Regions from separate parts of the Homo sapiens genome. Here region 1 is linked to region 2. Evidence: chromatin contacts called from ENCODE Hi-C data. All regions are on one chromosome and are shown on one strand. Each heading gives the region's core, a stretch centred on a gene start or an enhancer-like site at or near the end of the contact. The rest is flanking DNA. Distances are from core to core; before and after follow the strand shown.

Region 1 (6,188 bases), core at 2,125-4,624, 5.7 Mb before region 2:
GGAGGTTGAGGCTGCAGTGAGCCTTGTTTGTGCCACTGCACTACAACGTAGGCAACAGAGAGAGACCCTGTCTCAAACAAAATAACAGCCTGGGTCTTGTGGCACACTCCTGTAATCCCACTTTGGGAAGCCGAGGCAGGAGGATTGCTTGAGCCCAGGAGTTCAAGACCAGCCTGGGCAAAATAGTGAGACTCTGTCTCTACACAAAATTAAAAAAAAAAAAAATAGCCAGGCATCGTGATGCATGCCTGTAGTCCCAGCTACTCAGGAGGCTGAGGTGGGAGGATTGCTTGAACCCGGGAATTCAAGGTTGCAGTGAGCTGTAATCATTGCCACTGCACTCCAGCCTGGGCAAGAGCAAGACCTTGTCTCTACAAAAGAAAAAAAAAATCAGTTTCTTAAAACTGAGACTTGGTTTTTGATTCTCTAGACTGCTCAGCAGAAAAAACTGAGACATTTTTACAATTAAAAAATTTTTTTAGGCCGGGTGCAGTGGCTCATGCCTATAATCCCAGCACTTTGGGAGGCTGAGGTGGGCAGATCACTTGAGGTCAGGAGTTCGAGACCAGCCTAGCCAACATGGTGGAAACCCATCTGTACTAAAAACAAAAAAATTAGCCGGGCTTGGATATGCATGCCTGTAACCCCAGCTACGTGGGAGGTTGAGGCAGGAGAATTGCTTGAACTCGGGAGGCAGAGGTTGCAGTTAGCTGAGATTGCACCACTGCACTCCAGCCTGGCTGACAGAGTGAGACTCTGTGTCAAAAAAAAAAAAAAAAAAAAAAATTTAATCCCAGCAATGGCAGGAGCTTGAGCCCAGCCTGGGCAACATAGCGAGACACCATCTCATTTTTTAAAATTAAAAAAAAAAAGTTTAAACTTTTCTTTTAGGTTCAGGGGTACATGTGCAAGTTTGTTATACAGGTATCTGTATTTAAAACATTTAAAAAAATCAATTTATTTAAAAATAACAACAAACTCACTTTGTGCTAACATAACATGTTTTATGGCAACTAACTAACTCTATTTTGAAAAAATATTAGTGAGAAAAATGAATGAAAAAATTACTGAGAAATATGGCATTGTTTTACATTTTTTGCAAATCTCATTAATATCTGGCTTAATAGGAGACAGAGGGATTCTCATCTCTGTTTCCACATTCTGTGTAAGTGACAGCAATGACATCACACATCACATAGCCTCTGGGAAAGTATACTGTATATCTCATGAGAGAATGATAGTGAAAATGGCAAAAAATGTCTCATGAAAATCATTTTGATCTCATGGGCCCCCCATCTAGACTTTGAGAACCACTGCTGTAGAAAATGTGAAATTAAGTTTCATTTTCTCTTTCATCCTGTTTTCTCTAGAAGCCTAAGTCAGCCATGAAAAGAGTAGCACAGGGCTAGGGAGAGCTCAAAGGATTTGAGCAGCGGCTAGGAAAGAGATTTGACCATGGAGAACACAGCTCACAACAGTTATTTTTTATCCTCAGACCCCTGAGCCCCACAGCTCCTTATGCCTGATGTCTAACACTTCGGAAAATTTTGGGATATGGGTCACGTGTTTTGGGTTTTCAGAGATTTTTGACAAAAGGTGGTGAAATGTAGTGAAACTGCTGGTGGTTGTAAGGTGCTATTGGGCTGGGATGTCATCTTGTGAGGGTGGCATCTAGCAGTGACTGGGTCCATCTCCTTGCCTGTGTCCCATCAGATGGATGGAATACCCATGTCAATGAAGAATGAAATGCCCATCTCCCAACTACTGATGATCATCGCCCCCTCCTTGGGATTTGTGCTCTTCGCATTGTTTGTGGCGTTTCTCCTGAGAGGTAAGGAGGGAGGGCCAGGTGATGGAGCACTTCAGAACCCTGGCGACTGCAGGAGGATCTGGAGTTGTCTCCACTTCCTTCCCCTTTATCCCTCCCCAAAGAGGCTCAGTTCTGCCATTGTTCCCATCCCAGCCAGGGAAGTAACAGGTAAGTTCATTCTCCCCAAGCTGCTAATGACTCTGTGTATTAACCTCCTGGTAGAGTTTACGTTTTGGAAAAGGAAAAAAAGCAGAAGAGCACCTTCATTTATTGGACATTTCTGTGCCAGTCCTGATGGTATACTCTTGATGTGCCTAATTCATTTTATCCCTATTACTGCCTTAAGAGGAAAGTACTATTTCCTACTTTGTTCACTTTCTCTGTTCTTTGGTTGGGAAAACCCTAGCTTGTCTCTTCTTTTGGCTAGGATTGTTGCAGGACGAAGACCATGAACAATCCTGGTTTTCTTCTTCTTTTTTTTTTTTTTTTTTTTTTTTTTTTTTGAGAGAGTCTCATTCTGTTGTCCAGGCTGGAGTGCAGTGGCGTGATCTCAGCTTACTGCACCTCCGCCTCCTGGGTTCAAGTGATTCTCCTGCCTCAGCCTCCTGAGTAGCTGAGACTACAGGTTCACGCCATCACACGGGACTAATTTTTGTATGTTTAGTAGGAGGGGGTTTCACCATGTGGGCTAGGTTGGACTCAAACTCCTGACCTCAGGTGATCCACCCACTTTAGCCTCCCAAAGCTCTGGGATTACAGGCATGAGCCACCATGCCTGGCGTGATCCTGGTTTTCTTATATGTTCCCTAAAAGCAAGCTTTCTTAACCTGGAGGCCACAGATGGACTTCAAGGGTAATGTGAATCCTTTGAAATCACATGCAAAAGTGTTTATGTGTTCATGCCTGCATTTTTCAGGGGACAAGGTCTGTAGTTTTCATTAAGTTAGCAAGCTGCTCCATGACCTTGCACCTCCATCCCACCCCTGCCCCCCGCCCCCAAAAGTTTTAAAATGCTACAAAAACAGCCATGAAACAGCTTATGGTTTTCAGGCAAATTATAGGCACGTGGCACCTGGTACTGTTGTAAAATGGGGATAAATTGTTCTGTACTCATTAACAAAAGCTGTTTCAGGGCAGTATGTCAGGAGATGAGACTAGTAACCATCTCAGCTGATTTGAATAATAATGAAACTTGTATATTTCAACACCTGCCCCAGGTGCAAAAGCAAATTTAAAATTTACTGGAATCCTGCTGTTAGCCTTCATACAAAGGCATGATTACAGTTTTGGAAAATTCTGAGTATGTCTCGTAAAGAAGTGTTTTGAAACCCAAGTGAGTGCTTGAATTCTGGATAGGCAGATGACTCAGAATGAAATAGCTTAACACCATTGCCCAGAATGTTGGAACAACTTGGTAATTGATGAGCACTAACTGTGGTTAAAATAGCAAGTGTTTGACCTGGGAAAGGGAATGGCTTTTTCTGCCAAAGCCAGCCACTGGTTCTCACCTTTGGCCCATATCTGCTCTTTGCGGGGCAGCACTGGAATTCCCCCAGCATTTTGCATGTTCTATGCACCGCAGCCACTCTGCTCACACTGTGGCCTTGTCTTTTCAGGGAAACTCATGGAAACCTATTGTTCGCAGAAACACACAAGGTAATCTATCTTGCATGAATGGGTGTTGTAATGATTGTACAAGCTGTTACAAATGATTAGCTACTACTCAGTGGTTTAATGACTTGAGCTTGTGTTACGATTACACATAGAGTTGGAAAGATGTGACATTAGAAGTGAAAAAGTTGTGCAGATTTAGCTCACATTAACCTGTGTCTTGGTTAACACTCTGAGCAAAATGCCAGTACCAAGGCAGGTGGGATTAATAGAAGTATAGCACGCAAAAGAAAGAAGGTGATATGGCACTTTACTCTGAAATTTTTTGTTCACCTATGGGTAAGTTAGTTTAAGAGGCCATTGTTAAACTGGAGTTTATTGAGGAGCGTTGGCAATATGGAAAATGAAAAAAGCATGTAGAATATTATTCCTGGGAGTTGGTTCCTCTGCCCAGTTAGACCATGGAAGCAGCTTGTTTTGGGGCCTTTTTAAAAATAGTATTTGAAGATTCTCTAGTAAGGGATTTTAGCTATTTGCCCTATTCTATAGCTTTTGGAAAAGAAATTTTTAAAAAAGGCATAAATTATTAATGAAGTCCTTGCCTAATTAATTGCATTCACTAATTAGTTGCATTAATACCACAATATGTATTAGCAAGAAGGAAAATTGACACCCAGCGAGGTGACCTTTCAAGGTCACACTTAGAGACCTTTTGGTAAATAAACGTATTGAAATCATGATTTTATATTTTGCTAAGAATCTTTTTTATCTCATTATAATGGATTGGCAGAAACTCTTTTTCCCCTGCAGCCTCAGTTTTCCCATCTGTAAAATGTGGAGCTTAGACTAAATGAACTGTGAGCCCTTTGAACTTTAAGGGTAATTGCACTGTAACTTAGCAGCATCTGTTTTGTTTTGTTTTCTAGTCTTGTGTTTCCCATTATGAGCCCCTCTTTTCTGTTTACAGGCTAGACTACATTGGAGATAGTAAAAATGTCCTCAATGACGTGCAGCATGGAAGGGAAGACGAAGACGGCCTTTTTACCCTCTAACAACGCAGTAGCATGTTAGATTGAGGATGGGGGCATGACACTCCAGTGTCAAAATAAGTCTTAGTAGATTTCCTTGTTTCATAAAAAAGACTCACTTATTCCATGGATGTCATTGATCCAGGCTTGCTTTAGTTTCATGAATGAAGGGTACTTTAGAGACCACAACTTCTCTGTCCATGCTCTAATCATCTCTGTAGAATCACCGCTAAGTGATCTTTCACAGTACACTTGAACACTTTCAGTGACAGTGAACTCCTTACCACACGCAAGGGAGTCCATTCAATCTCAGAGCAGTTCTGAGATTAAGAAATATTTATAGCAAAATCTGTCTCCGGATGACATCTGCCCATAGGTCATAGTTGAGCTCCTTATGCCTATCAGAACATCTCCTTTATTAACTGCCGGATCAGTGTTGTGTGAACTAACAGGACAAAAAATCTATAGGCTCCATCAGTCAATAAGACTGATTTTTTTTTTTCTCTCTTAAAGGTAATGTCAAGAGAGTAGAAATCCAAAAGATGGTTACCTTTGGAGAAACATGTGCTTATTCCATTAATGTTGCTATTGCTCTAAGCATGCTGGGAAGTACTGGAGAGCTGTTAACTCTTCAGGTATTAGAAGGAGAATCTCATGTTTCTCCAAATTTCCTTGCTTCTGGGATACAATTTCTGGTTCTTTTGTTACCCTAATTGCCTTCATCTCGTATGGATTCGTATCTCTCCTTTTATGCCCAGCTTTCAGAGTTCATTGTCTCACTGCAGGTATGATATGAGCAGCACAGAGCCTATGGTTCATTAACAATGCAGGAAATGACATGGAATCACACCGTAACTGTGACTCACTTCTTTATTTTCTTTCTTGAGACGGAGTCTTGCTCTGTTGCCCAGGCTGGAGTGCAATGGACAATCTCTGCTCACTGCAACCTCCGCCTCCCGGGTTCAAGCGATTCTCCTGCCTAAGCCTCCTGATTGAGCAGCTGGGCTTACAGGTGCATGCCACCATGACCACCAATTTTTGTATTTTTAGTAGAGATGGGGTTTCACTGTATTGGCCAGGTGGGTCTCTAGCTCCTGACCTCAGGTAATCTGCCTGCCTCAGCCTCCCCGAGTGCTGGGATTACAGGCTTGGGCCACTGCACTTGGCCAACATTGACTCACTTCTAAAACTCCTAAATTTTCTATTATTTTCTTTTCACATTTGAGTGTCTTTAGAGGTGACCATAGTGTCACATCCTAGTTCTTGCTTGGGGAATTTAATTTTGGAAACAGGGAAGAGTCCGTGGGAGTAAAATGTGGTGAATGACAGGAATATTCAACCAGGGGCAGTGCGTGGATGTGAAAGCAAGGCAATCCAAATAAGTTTCTCTAAATATAATCTTGGAAATGTGCTCCTCAGCAACAACAGGTTTATTTTAAAACTTTAATAACTGCTAACACGAGGAGCCATGGGAGAGAGATTAAAGCAAACAGTTGTTGAATGAATGTATAAAAAACATGTGTGCCTGAGTGAGAGGGGCTTCTGGCTGGGTAGAAATGTGGAAAGTAAACCAGATCTGAAAGACATTTCTGTGAAGGACTTCCCAGCATGTTTACAGCAATAGCAACATTAATGGAATAAGTACGTGGTTCTCTAAATGTAGCCATCTTTGGATTTCAACTCTCTTGACATTACATTTAAGAGAGAAAAAAGTCAGTCTAATTACTTGACTGGTGAAG
Region 2 (6,246 bases), core at 513-3,012:
CTTAGTTGTTTTGAAATGCACACAGTTCCTGACTTACAATGGTTTGACATACCATTTTTCAACTTTACAATCGTGCCTAAGTGATAAATATTCAGTAGAAACTGTACTTTTAGTATCCATACTGTTTTTCACTTTCAGTACAGTCTTCAGTAAATCACATGAGACATTCAACACTTTATTATGAAATAGGCTTTGTGTTAGATGATATTGCCCAACTGTAGGCTAATGTAAATGTTCTGGGCATGTTTAAGGTAGGCTAGGCATGTTTAAGGTAGGCTAGGCTATGATTCTCAGGTTAGCTGTATTAAATGCATTTTCAACTTATGATGGGTTTATCAGAACATAACCTCATGGAAAGTTAAGGAGCTTCTGTATATAATACATTACTGACGATAGTCACCCTGGTGTGCAATAAATCTCAAAGCCTATTCCTTAGCAGAACTTGGTGGCCCACACCTGCAGTCCCAGCTACTCAGGAGACTGAGGTGGGAGGACTGCTTGAGCCCAGGAGTTTAAGGCTGCAGTGAGCTACAATCGCCCCACTGCACTCCAGCCTGGGTGACAGAGTGAGACCCCACCTCTACTCTCAACTTCTGTAAGTTCAACTTGGTTAGAATCCGCATATAAATGAGATAATAAAACAGAACTACCATATGAGCCATTATCCCACTTCTGGGTATATATCCAAAGGAACTGAAATCAACATTTCGAAGGGCTATCTGCACTCCCATATTCATTGCAGCATTACTCACAATAGCTAAGATATGGAAATAACCTAAGTGTCCATCAACAGACACTTGATGGATAAAGAAATTATCCATCAACAGACACTTGATGAAGAAATTATCCATCAAATTGAATGCATAAAGAAAATGTGGCATATATACACAACAGAATACTATTCAGCCTTTAAAAGGGGGAACATCTTGTCATTTGCAACAACATAGATTGAATCTGAAAGACATTGGGCTAGCTGCAATAAGCCAGGAACGAGGCTTTTTCAGGTGAAGGGATTACAGAACTTCCCTTTCCCAGGGATCTGCAGCACGGTGTGAATGAGAAGTGAAGGAAGAAGCGGTGTCAATGAGAAGTGAAGGAGGAAGCTTGGAGGGTACGGGGACTGTTGTCTCAGTGGCTCATAACCAAGGGCAGCGGGGTCACAGGCCTGGGTATTTGTCACCAGATGGGCAAATCTGGATCCTCTGGCCTGGAAAAGCTCTCAAACCCTCCCAACTCTCAGGAAGACCTCAGGGCATTCGAGCAGGGGAAGAGATGAGGCAGCAGGCCTTATCATGGGGGACATAAGGAGTGGGGGTCAGGAGTAAGGTGCAGGGTTAACAGGACTGAATCTCTGGGGGCAATGCCTTAGTTTTAAGGCTGTCTGCATTTTCACTCCGGCGCTTGGAGGGAGGGCAGGAGAGTGCAGACGTGAGATTAATCTCTCCAAAAAGGGCCTGGAGCAGAACAAGTCTTTAGAGGCCACCCTCATTGTACAGACCAGAATCCCATAATTAGTTACTTTGGAAGGCTCTAGTGCAGAGAACCAATTCTAGAGAACGGAGTGGCCACCCCCATATCTCAGCCAGACCCGCACACCCGTAGCTGGGCCAGGAGGCTGCAAACAGACTCTTAAAAGAGGGTGCACTCACCTTTTTCAGGTGGGCTTGCGCAGGGGCCGCGAGAAGCAAGCCCAGGGCGATCAGGAGGGGAGCCTGCATCAGGGACTGCATCGGGAAGGGTGGGTCAGGGCGGAGTTAACTGCAAGGTCTGTGGCGGCAGAGGTGCCTTTAAATGCCTTCCAGTATTGGTTACGCAAAGAAGCTGAGTCCAGTCACTGGCAGGTTCGCCCTGCCCCGTCCCGGCCAGAGACTTCCCGGCCGAGAATTGGACCGATTCCTCCCGGCTCCGCCCCCTCGCTCTTTTCATTGGAGCCTGTCTCTCTAGCGTAGGTGTCAAGGCCTTCCCTCTCTGGGGCGTAGGCGGAGTTGGAAGAGAAAGGGGCGGAACTGAGCGCGGCGGGGCTGAAGGCGGCTGGAACGGAAGGGAGCTTAGCACGAGGTTGGGGCGGGATCACGAGGGCGGGGCGGAGCTGCGCGCGCGGGAGGGGCGGGGGCGTGGCGCGAGGAGGGGCCGAGCGGAGTCGGGGGCGGGGCGGAGCAGAGCTCCTGGGAAGGGCGGGGCCGGGCAGGGGATGGGGCGGAGCTGTGGTTTGTGAACTCGTGCCGGGGCCGTCACCTTTGGAAGGACCTTTGGGAAACCGCGGATTCAGTGTTTTCATCCCCAAGTCCTTCCGGACAAAAATGTCAGACTCTCTGCCATGTTACGCTTCCCCATATGTGTGTCTTTTTTTTTTTTTTTTTTGCTTTGAGACGGACTCTCGCTCTGTCGCCCGAGCTGGAGTGCAGTGGCGCGATCTCGGCTCACTGCAACCTCTGCCTCCCAGGTTCAAGCGATTCTTCCGCCTCAGCCTCTCGACTAGCTGGGACTACAGGCACGCGCCACACGCCCAGCTAATTTTTGTGTTTTTAGTAGAAACGGGGTTTCACCGTGTTGTCCAGGACGGTCTTGATCTCTTGACTTCACGAATCCGTATCTTTTTAATAATTATAACCGTTATAAAAACTAACATTTAGTAACTGCTTGAAAGCATGCTAAGGACGCACAAGGGAATGCTTTTTTTTTTTCTTCCCCAATTTTAGCACTGAGGAAACTGATACACAGTGAGGTTAGCTCTGCCAAGGTCGCACAGCTAGGAAGGAATAGAGCAAGACTTCTTTTTAGACACCCCATCAGCCAAGATTTTGTCAGGTTAATATACTAGTTGGAGATTTGCTTTTAGAAAAAACAGGGATGTTGTTACCAATACCGCCAATTTACCACAGGATTGTAAACTACACAAGGGGTGGCATCATGATGCAGGCACTCATTTATACCCAGTGCCTGATGCATAATAGACAATCTGTTGAGTACATGAATGCATGTGTAGAATTTAAAACTCACCTGATCATCTTTTTTAAAGTAAACTTTTTATTTTGGTTTACAGAAAAGTTGCAAAAATACTACAAAGTTCTGTTCGTTTCCTCTATTGTTGATAAGACACCCGTGGCCTGGCCGGGGGTTCAGACTGCAGACCCAGAGCTTGTGCTTGTGCATAACTGGGGGGCACTGCCAGCGACAAGGAGGTGGCAAAAGAATAAAAAATTAAAAAATTTTTTTTAAATCTGAGGGCATGACATTGGTACACTATTATTAACTAAGCTCCATACTTTACATAATGATCCTCCCATTCTGATCAACTCTTCCCTTTCACCTAGCCCAACTGAGGTAGGAGAATAGAGTCTGCAGGCAGGGAACCTAAGGCCATTTCACGCTGACTTCCTAGAACTAAATCGAAAGGAAAACCCTAACTTTCCACACCTAAGTAACAAGAGGACCAGAGGCTACTCTCTTTACAACCCCCCACCTTTTCTGTGCAGCAGATGGGAAATTGAAAGTACATTTCGATTTCTATGCTACATTTCAGTTTATATGTTAAAATTGCATAGAAGTGCAACTTTGTAACTTCACTTCAGCCTGATTGGTTGCTTTCCACAACCAATCAGATGTTTGCACAGGAGCATGACCTTTGTAACTTCACTTCGGCCTCTGATTAACCAGTCAGACTGATTGCGGGCCACCACTTCATTTACATGAGGTGAGCACCAAGTGGCCAATGGGAAACCTCTAGGGGGTATTTGGACCCAAGAAGATTCTGTATCTGGGCCCTTGAGCTGCTGCTTGGCCCGCTCCCACACTGTTGAGTGTACTTTCATTTTTAATAAACCCTTGCTTTTGTTCTTTCATTGCTCCATTTTTCCCTTGCTTTTCTGTGTGTTTTCTCCAATTCTTTGTTCAAAAACGCCAAGAACCTAGACAACTTTCAGTCAAAACCCTCTACTGGTAACATATTTTGGCAAGCCAGCCAGGAGAGAAGGTAGGCCCAAAGCTTGGGATTTATTTTTCTCCATTTCCCTTTTAATGCAGGGGAATTTTTCTCTCCCTCTCTCTTTTCCTTTCCAACTCGGAACCCAACTCGGTGGACAGCGCCTAAGCACAGAGGAAATTGTAAGTTTCTGGCCAGGGCCACTCTCTGGTGAGACTGAAAGGCTTCCGTGTCGAAGCACTTGACCGCCACTGCCTGGTCACTGAGAAGTCTTTTTCCTTGTTTTCATTTTTCTGAGTCCTATTCCTTTTCTTTTTTTCTCTCTTTTTTCTGAGTTCTATTCCTTTTTGTTTTTTGTTGTTTTTTGTTTGTTTGTTTTTTGCTTTTTCAGTCTTTCACTGGTCGTTTCCTAGTAGCTCCTTGGTAATTGAGGGAAACTGGCCGGGGCCACTCTCCAGTGTTCTCTGAAGGCCAAAGAGTGAACAGGGACGGCTGCCCTGCCCAGAAGGGTGAAAGACTCTTTTCTGTCCTTTCTGATTATAGATCCCTACCTGTGTCTGGGTTGGCAGCAGCAGCAGCTCATCCAGGGCAAACTCACACGTTTCAGGTGACTTAAACCTTATGCTAAATTCTTCCCTTCCCTTCCCCCACTTGACTGGCTAAGGACAGAAAACCCACCTAGCTATGCAAAAAGGTTATATGAGTCAGAGGGTCCAGGCATGTCGTAGGTGGTCTGTGTGATGCATGGGGAGTGGGGGGAATTCATGAAAGGTAATCTATTATTGCCTAAATTGAGAGAGTTAAAGGGTTGCTTTGCCGGCTGCGGTGGCTCACGCCTGTAATCCCAGCACTTTGGGAGGCCGAGGCAGGCGGATCACGAGGTCAGGAGATTGAGACCATCCTGGCTAACACGGTGAAACGCCATCTCTACTAAATATACAAAAAATTAGCCAGGCATGGTGGTCGGCGCCTGTAGTCCCAGCTACTCGGAGGCTGAGGCAGGAGAATGGCATGAACCTGGGAGGCAGAGCTTGCAGCGAGCCGAGATCATGCCACTGCACTCCAGCCTGGGCAACAGAGCAAGACCCTGTCTCAAAAAAAAAAAAAAGTTGCTTTAAGTGGCATGGGAAAACCTTAAGGAAAGTTCACAGTAGGTCTTCAGTGGTGGAGGGAACCATTCCAAAGCAATGCCTGCACCTATCTAAGGTCAGAGACATCTAACAGGCTAAGTCAGGGCCCTAATGGGGAGATGCTCCCAGGGACCCCAGTCTGGGCCCAGAATTTTTCCAGGAGGATGCCTCAGGTAAAATTTGGGTCACCTGGTCAGTCCTCTTCTCTTTTCCAGACCACTGTGGGCAACTCTCTACCTATTCCACCTGATTCCCCGCTCGGCTACGTCCTCCACCATTGCGATCAATTTGACCCTGACAATCTAAAGAGAAAACATATAATTTTTTTCTGCAGTACTGTCTGGCTCCATTATGAGCTGCCCAGCCTGGAAAAAATGGGTAGTCAATGGTAGCCTTAATTATGACATCATCCTGCAATTAGACCTATTTTGCAAGAGACAGAGCACATGGTCAGAAATCTTGTACATGCAGACTTCCATGACGCTTTACCAAAACCTAACAATCTGTGAAACTCCCAGAACCCACCCCACAAAGGAAAGTTCTAAGGGAGAACTACATATTATAGATGACCCCCTCTTACAAGGGCCACCTGTCTCTCAGAGTGAACAGTGACCACCCCCATATAGCCCCTTGCAAGTGCTCCTGAGGCTCAACCCCAGGAGCAAACACCAGAGACCCTACTAAGTCCCCCTCACATTCGGAGGGGAACCCTGTATTCAGCTCTTCTTCCAGCCCTGCTACACCTTAGGGAAGTAGCAGGAGTTGAGGGGCCAGTCCTAGTGCAGGCCCCCTTCTCTATAACTAATATTCAACAATGTAAGGAAAAGCTAGGAAGCTGTTCTGAGAATCCTAGGAAATTTGCAGATGAGTTCCACACTTTGACCTTAGCCTTTGATCTCTCATGGAGAGATGGTCAATTCATTCTAGCAACCTGTTGGCACTCCCTCAGGAAAGGAACAAATCTTTGAGGCTGCCAGCAGGGAAGTGGATGAATTATCCACCTGAAACCCTCAGGGCAATTACCGAGGCCCAGACACAGTTCCCACTACTGATCCTAATTGAAACTATAACGCCCCCATGGGAATGAACCACCTGGCTAAATTTCTTGAGGCTGTCCTTGGAGGAATGAGAAAGGGATTAACTAAGGCAGTAAATTATGATAAAGTAAGGGAGGTTACATAAGGCAAGGAGGAA

What was found. Hi-C counts contacts between places; a loop is a spot of excess contacts on that map. Pooled maps may share reads with other maps.
Region 1: a loop to region 2 is called in a map with no recorded cell type, with 7 times the contacts of the local background. The contact joins the enhancer-like site here to the promoter of GM2A in region 2. A Hi-C loop is called at or near these places in 2 of 37 single-sample maps with no recorded cell type and 1 of 50 pooled maps.

The regions. Positions count from the first base shown.
Region 1 is chr5:156,917,742-156,923,929 of GRCh38, reverse strand. TIMD4 (T cell immunoglobulin and mucin domain containing 4) reads left to right here. Exons shown (of 9, transcript NM_138379.3): 7 at 1,714-1,831; 8 at 3,427-3,466; 9 at 4,389-4,638. The coding sequence ends at 4,473. Among named protein-coding and RNA genes, the nearest start is that of TIMD4, 42 kb to the left of the region's middle. RefSeq lists enhancers at 1,178-1,457, 3,027-3,136. Within about 2 kb of position 3,374, at least 4 of the 41 ENCODE cell types and tissues checked have a DNase peak (open chromatin) inside an H3K27ac peak, as active enhancers do.
Region 2 is chr5:151,248,701-151,254,946 of GRCh38, reverse strand. It overlaps GM2A (ganglioside GM2 activator), which reads right to left and starts at 1,762. Exons shown (of 4, transcript NM_000405.5): 1 at 1,650-1,762. The coding sequence starts at 1,730. It overlaps LOC124901115 (a long non-coding RNA gene), which reads left to right and starts at 3,762. Exons shown (of 3, transcript XR_007059003.1): 1 at 3,762-3,973; 2 at 4,466-4,529; 3 at 5,268-6,246. RefSeq lists a silencer at 1,802-2,151.